2 separate regions of the Homo sapiens genome follow, and region 2 is linked to region 1. The links are chromatin contacts, found by Hi-C or POLR2A ChIA-PET in ENCODE. All regions are on one chromosome and are shown on one strand. Each heading gives the region's core, a stretch centred on a gene start or an enhancer-like site at or near the end of the contact. The rest is flanking DNA. Distances are from core to core; before and after follow the strand shown.

Region 1 (6,341 bases), core at 173-2,672:
TTGAAGTCCACTGAGCCTTGATTCTACCATTCATTCTTTGTATTTTCCATTGCTTCATAACAAATTTAGCAGCTTAACACACCACCCGCTTATCATCTCATGGTTCTCTAGGTGGAGGAATCCACTCAGGCTCTGCTTATATCCCTACTTGGGATCTCACAAGGCTGAGGTCAAGGTGTAGGCCAGGCCTTCCTCTTACCTGGAAGTTCTGGAGAAGAATCCACTTCACGTTCATTCAGGTTATTGGCAGAATCCATTTCCTTGTGGCTGGAGGTCTGAGGTCCTCATTCCCTCAATGGCTGTCAGCCAGGGGCTACTTTTTTTCCCAGAGGCCACCCCCATTCCCCTCCTCCTTCAAAGTCTGCTTTTCACGCTTCAGGTCTCTTGACTTCTCTGTTACCAGCTCAAGAGAACCCTTTGCTTTTAAAGGGCTCTTGTGATTGGATGAAGCCTACTTGGATAATTTCCCTTTTGCTGTATATAGTAATACCCCCTTTTCTGTAGGGGATATGTTCCAGGACCCTCAGTGGATGCCTGAAACCATGGATAGTACTGAATATATATATATATGATGTATACTGTGTTTTTTCCTATACATACATACCTCTGATAAAGTTAGTAAGTTGGGCACAGTAAGAGATTAATAATCAACAATAACAAAATAGAGCAATTATAACAATACACTATAATGAAAGTTACAGGAATGTGGTCTCTCTTCTCTCTCTCAAAATATCTTACTGTACTGTTCTCACCCCTCATCTTGTGATGCTGTGAGATGATAAAGTGCCTATGTGGGGAGAGGTCGTGGCAGTTGATCTGATAACCAAGATAGCTACTAAGTGACAAACAGGCCGGGAGTGGAGACAGTGTGGAGACGCTGGACAAAGGGACAATTCACGTCTCCGGTGGGATGGAGCTGGATGGCGCAAGATTTCATCACATTACTCAGAATGGTGCATAGTTTAAAACTATAAATTGTTTATTTCTGGAATGTTTCTGGCATTTTCCATTTAATAGTTTTAGGCTATGGTTGGCTGCTGGTAACTGAAACTGCAGATAAGAGGGAGACTTCTGTAATGTAACAAGATCAGGAGCAACACCAGGGGACAAAGGTCACAAGACCACCTTAAAATTCTGCCTGCCACTTTCTTCACCGTATGGCCTAGTGACCTCGTGCAGGTGACATAATCTCTCTGAGCCTCTTTCTTCATCTGTCAGGTGGGGCCAGTGAAAAGTTTTGATAGAAATCAGGTGAGGCAGTAAGTGCCTCTGCAGTGTTTGGTGAGGTTTTTTTGTTTTTTTTTTTTAAATCCTTCCTTTCTTGAGCCAGTTTGATTTGAAATCTCTCTTATCTGATTCAGATACAACAAAATTGTGAAGGGCCATCTTTGTCTGAAGTACTCGTCATTCTAAAAAGTTGTTATGACTCGCTGTTTTTTTTCTGTGCAGAGGAGTAAGAAGAAACAAGCTGGGCAACATGCCCTCGTCCAAACCTTTCTGGTCTTTACTTCCTCCCCTCACCCCCCACCGAGTCTGCTTCAGCTGCTGTCTCTGGGAGCCTGGAGGGTGGGGGCCAGGGAGCTCTGCTTGTGTCCCCAAGCACGTGGTGGCTCTGGTCAGAGGCCGGCCCAGCCAGCAGCTGGCCCCTGCCACTCAGCAGGAGGCCAGCCTGAGGCTGAGGGGCTCCCGGCCCAGCCGACTGCTCACCGCCTCTCTGCCTGTCCCTCTGTCCCCTTAGGAGATCCCCCGAGACCTCACGCTGGATGCCCTGCTGGAGATGAATGAGGCCAAGGTGAAGGAGACGCTGCGGCGCTGTGGGGCCAGCGGGGATGAGTGTGGCCGTCTGCAGTATGCCCTCACCTGCCTGCGGAAGGTGACAGGCCTGGGTACGTGGGGCCTGCCACCCTCTCCCTTGCCTGGCCTGGTGCCCTTGGGGCTGTGGCCTTCACTATGGTGGGTGATGGAGCGGGGCAAGCGTGGCCCAGGGTTTCTGGGGCAGCCTGGAAAGGCCAGGGTTGGATGTTCACAGCCTCCTGAGAAGCTCTCCCAGGGTCCTCAGGGCTCTGGATCCTGGTGGGTCTGGCCAGGCCGAATCTGAGGGGTTTCAGCCATGGTTAGAAATCCCAGGCCTGTCTGCTGGGCTGGGCTGGCCTGGCATGGTTTCCTCTCTGTTGAGGGCTCTGTGTACCCTCTGCCAGCTTCCCACATTCCAGCCCCCAGCCCTCTCCCCGTCTTCTCCTGTCCCCATTGCTGGCTGGGTTCTGTGCTCAGAAGGCACATGCTGATGTGGGCCTGAGCCAAGGGTGATTAGGGAAACTCTATGGCTCTTTAGCTGGGAGTGTGTACGTGGCTGTCCCAGGCAAAGTGTGTAATCCTGGCCTTGCCACGAGGTCCTTGGGAATTATTCACAGGCTTTCTAAATCTTGCGTCGGAAACAGCTTCAAATGCCTGACTTAATGGTCCCACTACCACATAGATAAGGCATTAAAATAAGCCTCATGAATGGAATCAGGCCTGGTTTTTAATTATCTGAGGCCCCTGTCTTATCTCCGTCTGCCTGAGGCTTAAGGAAGGCACCAAGGTTTATATTCTGCCTGGTTTTTTCTTCCCAGAGAGGATCGGGCTTAATTTCCTCTCTGCCCTCATTGTATCAAGTCCTCTGAACACGGCACAGTGTAGAAAGTTGCACTCAATTCAGAAAATCTTGACCTGCCAGGTCTCCCGGCAGATGCTGAAAATAAACACAACAGAAGTGTGGCTGGTGTTCTTGTTCTCACATATTACAGGAGACTGAGCTCAGAGAGGGAAAGGGCTTGGGTAAGGGCACACAGCAGTTGGTGGCTGAGCCAGAATTTGAACCTTGGGCCCTGATGGCGATTGGTTTGTCCCCATGCTTGCCACCCAAGCTGAGATCTTTGGGGTAATTTGTCAGCCCTTCTTTGCTTCCTCCTTATGCCTGGATTTTAAAGAATTGTGGAAGAGTCAGCTTTTAAGTGGTAGTGACCTATTTGTGTCATGCAGGCTGCTGTCTACCTGTCCTAGATGCCAAGAGAGGGAGATCACTAATTTATGCACCTACTGTGTGCCAGGCGTGTGACACACATATTGTGGCCACATCGTTGTAAGAGGTAGTGTTGAGCTCGCTTTGTAGCTGAGGCCTCTCTGACCACTGGAGGCGTTGGATGAGTCATCTGGGGCCCCACACCTGGCATGGAGCAGAGCTGGGCTTTGAACTCAGGTTTCTTGTTCAGAGGGTGCTTTTTCCAGCAGGCCTTAGAGGAGGCCCCTGAAGAAGAAGCATTTTCTGGGTTTCTTCTCTCTCATTTAGTCTCAGCTTGTGGTGCCTCTGCATCCCCAGCAGAGTCCTAGCCCCATCACAGTCCAGGACACCGGCCTTTCGTCTGCCCAGTGCTGGCTGCACTTCACGGGCACCTGCTGGGATCCGCTGGGTACCAGTGATCCCATTAGATTGTGCATCACAGCATCTTCATTGCATCCCCATGGGGCTTGGTGAGAGCAGTCTAGTCAGAGTACAGGTGGGCTATGGAATGAAACCACCTGGGCCCTGCCTGGGCCCAGCACTCTGCTCGGCCACTTAGAACCTGTGGGACCTTGGTGAGTTACTTCACCTCACTCTGCCTCAGTTTCCTCATCTGTAAAATGGCAGTGATAACGACACCTCTCTCAGGGTTGTTGTGAAAAGGAAATGAGTTAACGTAAAGTCCTTAGATCAGAGCCTGGCATGTATTAGATGTTCTTTTCAGTGTGAGGCCTATGAGGTGATAGAAAGTGTTGAAGTCATTTCCTTTGCAATCTCTGGTCTAAAGAAAGGTGAGTGAACAGCTGGGCATGGTGGCCCAGGCCTGTAATCCCAGCATTTGGGAGGCTGAGGCAGGCTGATTGCTTGAGTTCAGGAGTTCAAGCCCCCCCTGGGCAACATGGCAAAACCCTGTTTCTACAAAAAATACAAAAATTAGCCAAGAGTGGTTGTGTGTGCCTGTAATCCCAGCTACTCAGGAAGCTGAGGTGGGAGCATGGCTTGAACCTGGGAGATAGGGGTTGCAGTGAGCCAAGATCATACCACTGCACTCCAGCCTTGGTAACAGAGCCAGATGCTGTCTCACCAAAAAAAAAAAAAAAAAAAAAAAAAAAAAAAAAGTGAGTGAAGGATGGTTGTCTGTGCTGGTGAATAGGAGATGAACATTCCTGCTGATCCTCCCAATCCTTCACCCGAGGCAGATATCACTAACCCACAGATGTTTCTGTGTGACTGTAGTGTCATTCTCAAGCAGCCACTGCCAATCAGCTGGTGTCGGTGCACACATCAAGACCCACTGGCCATCCTCAAGTGGGCCTAGAGCAGTGGTGATTAAATAGGCAACTTGCAACTTTGGGGCTTGTTTCCTTTGGTGGCAAGCTTGCTCCCTTTGGTAGCAGGCTTACTCATAGATTCATGAAATTCATCCTTTCATCTGCTCAATAAGAAACCTGTTTGGTGCCTCCAGTAGGCCAGTCTATGAGCTACAGTGTCAGTCATGGCTGTAGCTCGTAAGGAGCAAGCGGTATGGGAGCACAGGGACTGAGCAACTCCTGTCTAGTCGGTTCCTGAATAGAAAGTCACTGCAGTCAGGTGGGAGGAAGGGTGTTTGAAGAGGGGATGGGATGTGCAAAGAAACTTATGAATTGGGAAGGCTAATTCATCCCCCCTATTCTTGAGAAGTGGCTTGACCACCTCTGATGGAGCTTGTTACCTCCCACAGCTGTTCCGCTCTAGGTTATTCAGAATCAGTAGCATTGTCGGGGGCAAGGTGGGGAGCACGGTGCTGAGATCGATGTTTTCAATTCCCATCCCACCACTTTCTTAGCTCTCTGGCCTTGGGCAGTGTCTGTGGCCTCCCTGAGTCACAGTGACCTCCACTGTACACTGGGGAGAAGAACAGATATTGCGGGAGGGAGGAGGGAGGCAGGGCTTGTGCAATACAGGTGCGTCAGTCCCTTCTCACAGGCTGTAAAGAAATACCTGAAACTGGATTGGTTATTTATTTATTTATGAGACGGCCTGGAGTGCAGTGGCGCGATCTTGGCTCACTGCAACCTCTGCCTCCCGGGTTCAAGCGATTCTTGTGCCTCAGCCTCCCAAGTAGCTGGGACTACCAGTATGCACCACCACACCTGGTTAATTTTTGTATTTTTAGTAGACACAGGGTTTTGCCATGTTGGCCAGGTTGGTCTCGAACTCCTGACCTGGTGATCTGCAGGACTGGATAATTTATATAAAAAAGAGGTTTACTTGGCTTATGGTTCTGCAGGCTCTCCAGGAAGCATAGCAGCTTCTGGTTCTGGAGAGGCATCGGGAAGGCTCCAGGCATAGCGGAAGGCAAGGGGGAGTGAGGCGTCCCACAGTGTAGGAGCAGGAGCAAAAGCAAGAGCGAGAGGGGGCAGGGAGGTGCCACACACTTTTAAACTCACTCTCTCGAGAACAGCACCAAGAGGATGGTGCCAAAACAGTCATGAGAAACCACGCCCATGATCCAGTCACCTCCCACCAGCCCCCACCTCCAACATTGGGATTACAATTCAATATGAGATTTAAAGTTCTTAGCAAGACATTCAAGGCCCTTCCTGATCTGGCCCCACTAGGCTGACCCCCCCAGCTTCATCCCTTGCCTCTCCCCAGCTTGTCCTTACCTCTGACAGCACACAGAACTCTTCGTAGTGACCAGAAGGTGCCGTATGCCCTTACCTTCCCATTATGCTGTTCCCTCTGCCTGGTGCTCCTTCTCCACCTTCTTCCATAGCTGGCTCATGTGGAGCTAGCTTCATAGGTGGCTCCCAGGTGCCACCTCCTCTGGGAAACCTTCCCTGGCACACTCCCTCTCTCCACCCCCACAGCTGATTTAAGGTCTGCTCTTCTGCAGAGCCCCCTGTCCTGGCACAGAGCATACATAGTGTGTTATGTGCCTGTCATGCCCATTCGACTCTACAAGCACAAGGATGGGTCTTTTTAGGCCTTTCCACCCAGCATCCAGCATGTGCTTGAATGGCTGTAGCTCAAACACTACAGAGCCACACAAGCCTCGGGGGCCTCAGGCACAGGATCATGGTAGGGGCAGCCCACAGTCACTCGAAGGCTGGTGTAGAAGGAAGTGGCTGTTGATCCCTTTCTTCCTGGATCTTTTTTCACAAGCCCCAGAGCACTTTGCTGTTGGATGCTCAGAATAGCCCCTCGTCCCAATGTTTGAATTTTCTTAAAGTGGAGTTTTTCCTTCCTTCACACACCCAGCTTCCCTTTCCTAACTCTTAAAGATTGGTCACCCCTTCGGTTTCTGAGGTCACCCCAC
Region 2 (6,419 bases), core at 3,400-5,899, 230 kb after region 1:
CAGGTTCGAGGCACAGCTTCACTGCTGACCTACCATGTGATCTTGGAAAAGCCACTTCTCTCTGGGCCTGACTTTTCTCGTGACAAAAGGTGATAAAAATAAAAGTAAATAAACGAGATACAAGAAAATGCTTTGAGCCATTGAGCAAAAAGTCAGCCAAGTAAGAATTTATTATCCTTGCTGGGAGTCAGAGAGTAACAATTTCCCTTTTGACAAAGAGCAAGTGGATGCCAGGACTTGCCTTCTGAAGTATCCTTCCTCAGACAGGTCCCCGTCCCACCACAAACACCTGCTTTTAAATTCCCGGTCCTCTCTCTCCCTTTGTAACATTAAATTCATGTATGTATTTTTAATTTTTAATTGGAATAAATTTCACATAACATAAAATTACCAATTAACTATTTTAAAGTGTAAAATGCAATGGTTTTTAGAATATTCACAATGTTGTATAACCATGACCACTATCCCAATCCTCTCTTAACCGGCAAATAGGAAGAGGAGGAGAGTAAAAATAGTGATAATGATTGTGATGATACACAGAGGTTAGGAGACTCACCAAGGTCACACAGCAAACAGCCTTCAAGCCGGGACAAACAGTGAGCTTCTGGTACCCTCCCCAGAGCGCCTGTCTGCAGGGTCCAGGGCTGGCCCCCTCCTGGAGGTTGGCAAGTCTCCTACGGCTTCCTGGGCCTGCACGGCTGCCTTCTTCTTGGCCCTGCCCACCCAGCAGGCCGCATTCCTGGCCTCTTCTGATGATGGATGCAGCAGGTGAATTCTGCTGGGGAGAAATCAAAGAGCACCTTGAAGGGCAGGCGGGGGACAGGTGGGCCCCCCGGAGGGTGGCGATAGAGGTTCCGAGGCTGCTGTGGAGAAATGCCCTCCTCCCTGCCTTCCCAGGCTGTCCTAGGCACCATGCTGACAGCAATCAGCACGGGAATGTCTTGGGCTCATTATCCTGGAATTGATTTTCCACTGGATTGATTTGATCTGTTTCTATGCCAGGCTGTGAAGATGGTTCAGATCCAGTTAGCCCTCGGAAGTTAGCAACTTTGAAGGCTTTTCTACAAAAACAATTGATCAGAGCTAACGTTTACTGAGCAAGGCACTTAAACATACCAAGCATTTAATCCACACAACAGTCCTATGGGGTGGGAATGATCACTAGCCCCATTTTATAGATGGGGAAATTGAGGCTAAGCAAAGCCAAATGACTTGTCCAAGACCACACAGTCAGGTGGTGGCAGGGCTACAACCCTGGAGTCCCAGCTTGCACTTGCTCTGGTGCTTGCTCCATAAATACAGCCAGGCCCTGGGCTTTCCATTTATTATCTCAGTTAATCCTCCAACAACGTTGTGTGGCAGGTACTATTATAATACTATCCCCAATTCACCAATAAGGAAACCGAGACACAGAAAGTTTGAGCGACCAGCTCAATGTCACTCAGTTTGTAAGTGGCAAAGCTGAGGACTGACCCAGGTCTGAGACCTTGACTGGACCCCACTTGTGCGCCCACTGTGTGCTTACCCATTTTGCTACAGGTGAGTACACCCAGGGGCAAGGAGAGGTGACAATGAGAGAGTGGGAAACTGAGATCAAGGTAGGAGCTGAGGATTACCTGGGGTTGAATGTTCTCCCCTCCATGTCAGTGTCTGGTGCCAGCTCTGTGCAAGGCCATGGAAGGAGGAGACGGAGTTCCTACTGTGTGCCCCGCCTCACAGAAAGTGATAAAAATTTTATTTTAGAAATATATTTAAGGTTTAAAGAGAGCCAGTTTAAGGTAAAATGTTTAAGCAAATAACAGTATAGGTGCATGCAGATGTGACACAAATGATAAAGGTGGGACGTGAAGGAAACACAGGGGCGTGGCTCTTACTCTCTATTTGTGTGTGTGCATGTCCCGTGGCGAGTCACGTGTCCTGTGGGGCCTTCACTCCACTCAGCTGTCAAAGGAAGGCATTGAGAAGAGGCATTCCTGGGACCCTCCCGGTTCTGAGGCCCTAACAAGCTCAAGTCCCCAGACCGTGAGCCCTATGTCATTTGTCAAGTGACCACTGGAGGGCGTGAGTCACACAAATTCCAGCAGCTCCGAAGCTGAGGTCTTCCCCGGTTTCCACCACCTTGCCTGACTCGGAGATGACGGAAGTGAAGTGAAGGGATTTTTACTGGAAACGCCCGGTGGTCACTCCAGGATGGACAGGCCCAGGGTGGACCAGGAAGGTGGACAAGCTTTGCTGAGTCCCTGGAGTGTGACTCAAGCTGGCTGGTGCAGGCCTGGCACTTTGCTGCTGTTTCTTTTAAAAGCCTCGTTTCTTGTCAAGCCTCCCCAGAACACCCTCCCTTCCCTGCCCTCCCGTTTTGCTTCCTGGGTGCCCGTCCTTCTAGGCGGAGAAACAACAAACAGAGTGGCACCTGGGGTAGTCCCAGGGTGTGATGGTTCAAGGGGCAAGATTCAGGGGCAAGTAGTGTATCTGGGAAGTGCAGGGGACATCAGGAGGGGAATGAGGAAGTGAGACAGAGAAAGGGAGGCAGCTGGTAAAAGTACTATAGGGCAGCTTTCACGATTTGCAACCAGACTCAGCCCCACCAGGGAACTTGAAAAATGGTGCAGAAAACAGGGCTTCAAATGATCCCATCCAAGGGGCCAGGGGCTGGGCTACTGACCCAGCAGTTCCAGAGCATCACTCATTGAGGCTGCTCCCAGGGAGGTTAAATTCCCAAGGCCTGCTGTGGGCAGAGCAGCCTTCCTTGGTTCTGGGAAAGCCCTCTAGAATTCACAAAGTGCACTGGAATGAGACGAAGACAGACGTCACTGCTACAGGGGGTTTAGAATTGGGTCAAATGGAGGAAGAGAGGTACCTCCTCCCCAGGTACAGCCTCTGAGGGTGCTGGATGCTGATCCAAGAAGTTCTAAATGCCAAGAGCTTCAGCTAAGCCCACCCTCTTGTATCCTTCCCTAAGAAGCGCTGCATCTTTGGTTAGGCCACATAAGCCCTCCGGGCCTCCCTTTCCTCAGTTAAGGGTCTCTGAGGCCTTTCCAGCTGTGGTATCTGGGCTTTCTGAGTCTCCCCACCTCATACATATCTGGTCTTTGATGCTCTTGGAAAAGTTATCTTCCCCACCAGAGTGCCCCTGAAAGGCAGAATGTAGCAACGACTGGCAACTTCTGCAGAGCCTGACCACTGTGTGCACAGAGATGTCTGGAGCATCGCTCTCTACGAGAGCCAGAAACAACCCAAGTGATCAGCATAGAGAAAGGCACACCAGGCCAGCTTTATAGTGTACCATTACGTGGCCAAAAAAAAAGTGTATTAAGAATTTTTTGGCCAGGTGTGGTAGCTCATGCCTGTAAATTCTAGCATTTTGGGAGGCTAAGATGGGAGGATTGCTTGAGCCCAGGAGTTTGAGACCAGCCTTGCCAACATGGCAAAACCCTGTCTGTACAAAAAATACAAAAATTACAAAAATTAGCCAAGTGTGGTGGTGAACACCTGCAGTCCCAGCTACTCGAGAGGCTGGGGTGGGAGGATCGCTTGAGACCAGGAGGTCGATGCTGCAGTGAGCTGTGATTGTACCATTGCACCCCAGCCTGGGCAACAAAGTGAGACCCTGTTTCAAAAAAAAGGATTTATTTAGCTGGGCATCGTGACAAGCACCTGTAGACCTAGCTACTAACTGAGGTGGGAGGATCACTTGAGCTGAGGAATTAAGAGACCGCAGTGAGCTATGATTGCACCATTGCACTCTCCAGCCTAGGCAACAGTGAGACTCTGATCTCTTAAAAAAAAAAAAAAAGAGTCTTTATGATAAGAAATAATGTTCATGATATCAGTAGAAAAATGATAACCCCTAACATGTAAAATAAAGACAGAAAAAATGTGAGAAAAAAATACTAAAATATTAAAAAGTGGTAGAATTATGGGCAATAGTTATCTTTTCTTTACCCTTCTCTGTATTTGCTATCTGTGCATATGTTAGTTTTATAATATAAAAAGTGACTCCTTACTTTTTGAAATACTATCTCAGACGTGTGGCTGTGCCAGTAATTCACCTTTCCCAAAGGAAAAGAGCCTCTAGCACCCATTTTCATTACAGGAGGCACAGAGAGGGCGGCTGCCCACGCCCCTGGCTGTTCTGCAGGAGTTACACCGGTTTTCTGAGCATCGTCCGTGAGTTTTCCAAGCTGGGCCCTGGGGATCCAGTGGTGAGTGATGGCAGACAAGCTGGCTGTCTCTCTCCCTCCCCACTCTGCTGCCAATAGAGATGGCAAGATGAGTCCCAGAGCCTGTTGGAGGCGGTGCATTTGGGGGACAGGGGCTGCCTCCTTAAAAACAGAGTGGAAACCAGGGGGACAGGCCAAGTGCATCGAAATGCTAGGACGGTTGGCCAAAGCTGAGCGGCTCACTCTTGAAACAGAGGTGGGGTCTGGCTCTTGGTGGGTGAAGGAAGAATTGGAGGAAGGGAGGAAGGGTAATTCCTCCAGCAATTTGAGTGGGAGGCTGTGGGGGGCAAGCTATTAATAACGGCAGAGGCCACTGTCAGGCAGACTCAGGGACAAGTCTCAGGCCTGCCACCTAAATTCATCTGTGGGCATTGGAGAGGTTACTTTTGGTTTCAGTTTGCTTATCTGTAAAGTGTGGATAATCACAGAGTCCCCACCTCCTCAAGCCTTGGGGAGGAGTAGCGAGAGGATGTACGCAGCACCTGCCCTGCAGTTCAGCTTGAGCACGCTCCTATCTTGCCAGAGCCGGAGCGTAGCTGTAGCTTTAGCAGAGCAGCAGCACCGAGCTGGCTGGCTCTGCCTACTGCTATTCTCCCAGCACCTGGCACATGCTGGAGCTCAAGAAACAATGCCCAGCTGACTGCCAGGGCCTTTTTAATGTGTTATCTCATGCATTCCACACCACCACACTGTGAGGTGAGCTGTGTCAACCCTATTTTACAGATGACAAAATTGAGGCTTAGGAAGATTAAAGAATTTTTCCCAAGATCATACAGCTAAAGCTGCAGAACCAAGATTCAGGTCCATTTGATTCCAAATGCTTCTGGGAGGAGCATCTTAGGGACACCACCGGTCTGAGGCTCAAGGCAGCCCTCTCTCACCCAAGACCAAGCTCTTGTAGACAACAACTGTTTAAAGGGCAAAGACAGCTCCTGGGGAAGAGGCAGGAAAATCAATGAAATGATCTGTGATGCTGTCAGGGCCCTGGAGGAAGGACTGAGCAATGCAGGAGTTCCCCAGGGGCTCCCGGGAGGGCCCAAGAGGCCAGGTGGGGGCGGGGTTGGGCAGGGAAGCCTGGGGGAGTACTCTCAGAGGAGGTGACAGTCCCCAACAGGAGGAAAGGCTGTCCTCCTGCTGAGCTTACAAGGGAAGCTCCCATGCCGGAAGGAAGAACCTTGAACTTCTGCTTCCAATACCTGTGTCTAGCCTGTCTCATCCTGGCCTGCATTTCAGAGCTCCCCCCAACTCCAGGAGCTCTCTAGTAAGCCATGCCTTTGCACACACTGTTCCCTGTTGCTGGAATGTCCTTCCCGACAGCTCCCTAGCCCACCCTTGCCCTGACTCGAATCCCCTTCAGACTCTGCTTTACTTCATGGCATTGTTGCCTCTAGGGGCTCCCCTGACCCTCCATCCTCAAGCCCCTTGGGGTTCCCCAAATCCCTTAGGCTCCCCTCTCCTCAACACTGATCCCACTGTTTTAATTGTGGTCTCACTGCTCTGTCTCTTTTACTAGACACAAGCTTCCCAAGGCCAAGGTCATGTCTCACATCTCTGCAGCACCAGCAGCATGCTTGGCCCAGACTAGGTGCTCAGTGGATTTTGTTTTGTTGAGATAAAAAGTCACGTGCCATTAAATTCCCCCATTTAAAGAGTATAATTCAGTGGTTTTTAGTATATTCACAAAGTTATGAAACTATCACCACTATCTAATTCCAGAACGTTTTTGTCACCCCAAATAGAAACCCTGTACCCATTAACAGTCACTCCCTATTTCTTACCCCCAACTCTTAGAAACCACTAAATCTACTTTTTTTTCACTATAGATTTGCTTATTTTGGATGTTTTATACAAATGGAATCATATAATATTTGGCCCTTTGTGTCTAGCTTGTTTCACTTATAATGTTTTTGGGGTTCATTCACGTGGCATGTTTAAGTTCTTCATTCTTTTTATGGCTTAGTAATATTCCACTGTATGGATATACCACATTTTATGCATCCATTCATCAATTGATGGCCATTTGGGTTGTTTCTATTTTTTGGTCACTGTGAATATTGCTGTCCAAATATAAATGTTTGAGTACAGGTTTTTGTGTGAACATGTACTTTCAATTATCTTGGAATAGAATTGTTGGGTCATAGGGAAACTTTATGTTCAACTTTTTTGGGGTACTGCCAGACTATTTTCTGAAGTGGCTGC

The links. Hi-C counts contacts between places; a loop is a spot of excess contacts on that map. ChIA-PET counts read pairs that join two places held with the same protein, here RNA polymerase II (POLR2A). Pooled maps may share reads with other maps.
Region 2: a loop to region 1 is called in a map with no recorded cell type, with 28 times the contacts of the local background. The contact joins two enhancer-like sites. A Hi-C loop is called at or near these places in 1 of 37 single-sample maps with no recorded cell type and 5 of 50 pooled maps. POLR2A ChIA-PET finds 5 or more read pairs at or near these places in 2 of 52 experiments (Caco-2 and GM10248).

The regions. Positions count from the first base shown.
Region 1 is chr17:27,575,754-27,582,094 of GRCh38, forward strand. It overlaps KSR1 (kinase suppressor of ras 1), which reads left to right. Exons shown (of 21, transcript NM_001394583.1): 3 at 1,739-1,886. Among named protein-coding and RNA genes, the nearest start is that of LGALS9, 52 kb to the right of the region's middle. RefSeq lists an enhancer at 3,542-3,611. Within about 2 kb of position 1,423, at least 16 of the 41 ENCODE cell types and tissues checked have a DNase peak (open chromatin) inside an H3K27ac peak, as active enhancers do.
Region 2 is chr17:27,803,567-27,809,985 of GRCh38, forward strand. No RefSeq gene overlaps it. Among named protein-coding and RNA genes, the nearest start is that of NOS2, 6.2 kb to the left of the region's middle. RefSeq lists promoters at 1-5,251, 1-6,419, a cis regulatory region at 321-460, enhancers at 1,897-2,191, 1,919-2,966, 2,158-2,178, 4,513-4,632, 5,246-6,419 and 3 more and a silencer at 5,168-5,330. Within about 2 kb of position 4,650, at least 10 of the 41 ENCODE cell types and tissues checked have a DNase peak (open chromatin) inside an H3K27ac peak, as active enhancers do.